Linked DNA regions of Homo sapiens: region 1 is linked to region 2. Evidence: chromatin contacts called from ENCODE Hi-C or POLR2A ChIA-PET data. All regions are on one chromosome and are shown on one strand. Each heading gives the region's core, a stretch centred on a gene start or an enhancer-like site at or near the end of the contact. The rest is flanking DNA. Distances are from core to core; before and after follow the strand shown. Region 1 overlaps SCARB1 (scavenger receptor class B member 1). Region 2 holds the start of UBC (ubiquitin C).

Region 1 (2,700 bases), core at 34-2,533, 67 kb before region 2:
GGCCGAGGCAGGCGGATCATGAGGTCAAGAGGTCGAGACCATCCTGGCCAACATAGTGAAACCCCATCTCTACTAAAAATACAAAAATTAGCTGGGCATGGTGGTGCACTTGGGAGGCTGAGGCAGGAGAATTGCTTGAACCCGGGGGGCAGAAGTTGCAGTGAGCTGAGATCGCGCCACTGCACTCTAGCCTGGCCACACAGCAAGACTCCATCTCAAAAAAAAAAAAAAAAAAAAAAAAAAAAAGACAGATGAACTGTGATACTCAGCTTCTTCCGATTAGCATCATGAACTGTGATATGACATGGCCATGAAAATAGAGTGCAGCTTATCGCAGCAATGTGGGTGGATCCCACAAATACCATATGAAGTAACACCAGCAAGACCAAACCAAACAAAAATACTGAGAGTATGCCTGCATCCAAGTTAAGTCCAAAACCGGACCAAACTAATCCCGGTGTTTAGGGATGGCTATGAGGGAGTGATACTATAAAAAGCAAAGCAAGCTGGGACCAAACACAGTGTCTTCTGCAGGGGCTTCGGGGCAGATGAGCTTTCCCTCTTCTTCACGTGGGGTGATTGCATGCATGTTCATCTTAGTTACATATTTGATTGCATATGTCTTACACTTTCCTCAAAGTGAGCAAATTTCACAAAAAACAGAAATCCAAGACTCTGGGTGGAAAGTGCAAAGCGAGGGGTTGCAGCAGGTGGAGTCCAGGAGCCTGGGAACAGACAGTGGAAGGAAATCCCAAGGACAGGGGAGACTTGGCTGTTCCCAGAGCTGCCAAGGGATCCTGGCTGCAATGGGCTCTCGGCCAAGTAAGGCCAGTTTGACCTCCACCTGCCTGCCAGGAGGCCAGACAGGGCCAAGATGATCTGGCACAAGAATTTCCACAAGGCTCTGAGGCCTGGGCATCTGGGCTAGTGGCTGCCGGGAGGCCCAGTTAGGGAGAGGCAAAACAGGAAAAGCCCCCACCTGCCACTCCATCCAGCCTCCCGTTTCCACCCGACCAGCCCTGAGACCCCAGGGTTTCCACAATCTTCCTGGCCCAGGGGATGAGTCAGGGATCAGATCCGCCATCTCTTCCCATGTGATGGCACTGGGGTGGGCAGAGGCTGGCCGAGGGCCGCTGAAGGATGGACACATCACCGCTCAAAGGCAAGGAATGAGAGCCAGAAATTTTAGAAAGCAGGTGGAGGAAGGGACCAGGAGGAATTGCAGGCTTCTTCAACCCAAGAGGTTCAGACTTGCACTGTGACTGCCAGGCTGGGAGCTGGGGGAGGATCCAGGCACCCAACCCCGGCTCATCAGAAACACTCTGCTCCAATCTGATTCACACAATGAGGCTTTTGTGTGGGAGTCTGTGGGAAGACCACGTGCACTCCTGAGAAAGCAATCAGACAAATCCAAATCAAGGGCCATCCTGCCAAAAGCACCCGCCTGGCCCCTTTACAGATGCCAGTGTCCTGAAAGACCCAGCAAAGAGAAAAGGGCTGGAGAACAGGTCTGGATTAAAGAGGAAAAACACATGAGGCAACCAGACACAGCATGCAACCTTGGATTCAAAAAAAAATTTTCTTTTTCTGAGACGGAGACTCACTCTGTCGCCCAGGCTGGAGTGCAGTGGCACGATCTCGGCTCACTGCAACCTCCGCCTCCTGGGTTCAAGCGATTCTCCTGCCTCAGCCTCCCGAGTAGCTGGGACTACAGGTGTGCGCCACCATGCCTGGCTAATTTTTTTACTTTTAGTAGAGACAGGGTTTCACCATGCTGCCCAGGATGGTCTCAATCTCTTGACCTTGTGATCCACCCGCCTCGGCCTCCCACAGTGCTGGGATTACAAGCGTGAGCCACCACGCCCGGCCAATTCAAAATTTTTTAATGAACAACTATGACAAAAAGTGTTATTGGGGCCGTAAGGGAATCTGAACACAGACTGTCAGATTAAAGGTGTGGATCCTCGTGGCCTTCTTGAGTGGGGCCGTGGTCCACGGCCATGGAGAAGGACGTCCTTGTCCTTAGGATGCACCCAAAAGGCTCAGCAACGAGAGAGAGAGGATGCACATGCAGCAACTTGTACTTTTCTTCCCGTTTTTACAAAATAAAATCTTTGAAAATAGAACCTTGGGTGATGTGGTGGTGGAAGAACACACTGGGCTGCTTTATTTTACAAGCTGGATGCCTCCCTCGTGAGAACGGCAGAACGAGCCGTGGTACATCCGCACCGTGGAGCGTTTCCAGGCATCTAGAGAATCAGAGCGTGATCATCACCAGAAAATCCCAGCTGACTGAGGACGACATGGACAAGCGATGACAGCGTGAGAAACCCACGGTGCAGCAAAGCGTGCATAGTATGGTCCCATTTCAGCAAACTGCTGACAGATGGATCCCTCTCTATGTCTGTGTCTATCCGGTTAAGATGTTGGAAACAGCCAGCCCTTACTTGACACTTGCCGAGCTGCTATTTGAAGTGTGACATGTGCCAATTCTGCCACCTTAAAAGCCCTATGTAGGAGACACTTTTATTAACTTCATTTTACAGAAAAGTAAAAAAGGCACAGAGAGGGTAAGTCACTTGCCTGAAGGCACCCAACTGGGAAGTGGCCAAGCCAGGATTTGAACCTGGGCTGCCTGCCTTCAAAGTCCATATGCTGGGGTCCACCTGAGCTGCTGGAAGCTAAAGCCCTGCCAAAGGC
Region 2 (2,700 bases), core at 1-2,500:
CTTTCCGGCAAAGATCAACCTCTGCTGGTCAGGAGGAATGCCTTCCTTGTCCTGGATCTTTGCTTTGACGTTCTCGATGGTGTCACTGGGCTCGACCTCAAGGGTGATGGTCTTGCCAGTGAGTGTCTTCACGAAGATTTGCATCCCACCTCTGAGACGGAGCACCAGGTGCAGGGTGGACTCTTTCTGGATGTTGTAGTCAGACAGGGTGCGCCCATCTTCCAGCTGTTTTCCAGCAAAGATCAGCCTCTGCTGGTCAGGAGGGATGCCTTCCTTATCTTGGATCTTTGCCTTGACATTCTCGATGGTGTCACTGGGCTCAACCTCGAGGGTGATGGTCTTACCAGTCAGAGTCTTCACGAAGATCTGCATTGTCTAACAAAAAAGCCAAAAACGGCCAGAATTTAGCGGACAATTTACTAGTCTAACACTGAAAATTACATATTGACCCAAATGATTACATTTCAAAAGGTGCCTAAAAAACTTCACAAAACACACTCGCCAACCCCGAGCGCATAGTTCAAAACCGGAGCTTCAGCTACTTAAGAAGATAGGTACATAAAACCGACCAGAGAAACTGACGCCTCACTTATCCCTCCCCTCACCAGAGGTCCGGCGCCTGTCGATTCAGGAGAGCCTACCCTAGGCCCGAACCCTGCGTCCTGCGACGGAGAAAAGCCTACCGCACACCTACCGGCAGGTGGCCCCACCCTGCATTATAAGCCAACAGAACGGGTGACGTCACGACACGACGAGGGCGCGCGCTCCCAAAGGTACGGGTGCACTGCCCAACGGCACCGCCATAACTGCCGCCCCCGCAACAGACGACAAACCGAGTTCTCCAGTCAGTGACAAACTTCACGTCAGGGTCCCCAGATGGTGCCCCAGCCCATCTCACCCGAATAAGAGCTTTCCCGCATTAGCGAAGGCCTCAAGACCTTGGGTTCTTGCCGCCCACCATGCCCCCCACCTTGTTTCAACGACCTCACAGCCCGCCTCACAAGCGTCTTCCATTCAAGACTCGGGAACAGCCGCCATTTTGCTGCGCTCCCCCCAACCCCCAGTTCAGGGCAACCTTGCTCGCGGACCCAGACTACAGCCCTTGGCGGTCTCTCCACACGCCTCCGTCCCACCGAGCGGCCCGGCGGCCACGAAAGCCCCGGCCAGCCCAGCAGCCCGCTACTCACCAAGTGACGATCACAGCGATCCACAAACAAGAACTGCGACCCAAATCCCGGCTGCGACGGAACTAGCTGTGCCACACCCGGCGCGTCCTTATATAATCATCGGCGTTCACCGCCCCACGGAGATCCCTCCGCAGAATCGCCGAGAAGGGACTACTTTTCCTCGCCTGTTCCGCTCTCTGGAAAGAAAACCAGTGCCCTAGAGTCACCCAAGTCCCGTCCTAAAATGTCCTTCTGCTGATACTGGGGTTCTAAGGCCGAGTCTTATGAGCAGCGGGCCGCTGTCCTGAGCGTCCGGGCGGAAGGATCAGGACGCTCGCTGCGCCCTTCGTCTGACGTGGCAGCGCTCGCCGTGAGGAGGGGGGCGCCCGCGGGAGGCGCCAAAACCCGGCGCGGAGGCCGCTGCACCGGGAGCGGGTGGGCGGCCCGCGTTCCTTAGCCGCGGCTCCGCGGCCCCTCCCCTCAGCCCCCGCGGTCCCCTCGGGTCGCGAACCCCGCGTTCGGCGGACGTGGGGCACGCAGCGAGCGCCTTCTGCAGAGTCGGGGTCTCCCTCCCCTCCCTCCTGACCCGCCCTGGCCCACCCTGCGAGATGGACGGGTCTTTATTTTTGGGTCACATTTGAGGTAATGACGGGGCTTCCTTTGCTCAGCCCCCTTCAACCTCCCTGAGCCTCCCAGGCCGGTCGCGGGGGGCTCCCGGGGCCGCGGGACAAGGACAATGACTCGGCAGATCTCAGGGCGGGCGTGGCCCTAAAGCTGGGGAACGCTCGAGAACTTTCCAGGGGAGACACTGCAGAGGAGCTGGGTGTCCAGGTTAAATTTGGAAAAAAGAGGCGGAAACCCCACACAGTTTTATTTTAGCTGGAACGCAAGGCTGAGCGAACGACATCCTTCTAGACTGTTCTTCCACCTTCCTGTACATTCTGAGGGCCAGGTATGGAAAGGTCCTACTTGATGCCAACAGGGAGGCATGGAAATTTCTCTGGTTTCAATGGGTACGATTATTGTAAGCAGGATCCATTCAATAATCGGACCCATTTAAACCGGAGATTTTAAAAGACAGGAATAGAATCCCAACCTTATTTCAGTGCAGGGTAGGGTGTCAAATATGAAATGTAATTCTACAGGGCAATTCTATTTTGGTAAAAGAAGTGGGGAGAAAAGCATCACCAGCCAGCTTTTTAAATTTTTACCACAACCTATTTTGTGATCCCTACGTGTCATTTCTTCAGTATATTTTTTAAATGTTTTAAAATATACGAACATGGTGAGATTTTTTAAATGTGTCTTTTTAAAGTGTACAGTGAAAAGTCTCCCTCATGCCCTCAATTTCCCAGCCACTGTTCCTTCTGGACTCTTCTACAAATAGTCCCTGTTTCTACAAATGTATTGGAGGTAGGGAGGCTATTTTGATTTCTACCCTTAAAAGCTTCAAAAAAAAGAGAAAAAGAGGCTACCAACTGAAAAATATTTTGCCATTAGGAAAAGGCTGCATTCTTGTTTTAAGTTATGAACA

The links. Hi-C counts contacts between places; a loop is a spot of excess contacts on that map. ChIA-PET counts read pairs that join two places held with the same protein, here RNA polymerase II (POLR2A). Pooled maps may share reads with other maps.
Region 1: POLR2A ChIA-PET joins it to region 2 with 11 read pairs in WTC11. The contact joins the enhancer-like site here to the promoter of UBC in region 2. A Hi-C loop is called at or near these places in 5 of 168 maps with a recorded cell type or tissue (CD14-positive monocyte, PC-3, cardiac septum and 2 more), 1 of 37 single-sample maps with no recorded cell type and 2 of 50 pooled maps. POLR2A ChIA-PET finds 5 or more read pairs at or near these places in 18 of 52 experiments (A549, A673, AG04449 and 13 more).

Annotation. Positions count from the first base shown.
Region 1 is chr12:124,846,513-124,849,212 of GRCh38, forward strand. The region is part of intron 1 of SCARB1 (scavenger receptor class B member 1); the gene reads right to left. Among named protein-coding and RNA genes, the nearest start is that of SCARB1, 16 kb to the right of the region's middle. Within about 2 kb of position 1,284, at least 9 of the 41 ENCODE cell types and tissues checked have a DNase peak (open chromatin) inside an H3K27ac peak, as active enhancers do; they include dorsolateral prefrontal cortex, where a contact is called at or near this core.
Region 2 is chr12:124,913,400-124,916,099 of GRCh38, forward strand. It overlaps UBC (ubiquitin C), which reads right to left and starts at 1,251. Exons shown (of 2, transcript NM_021009.7): 1 at 1,188-1,251; 2 at 1-375. The coding sequence starts at 372. It overlaps MIR5188 (microRNA 5188), which reads left to right and starts at 2,148; the gene lies at 2,148-2,260. RefSeq lists enhancers at 548-1,505, 830-1,279, 2,604-2,700 and a silencer at 1,490-1,829.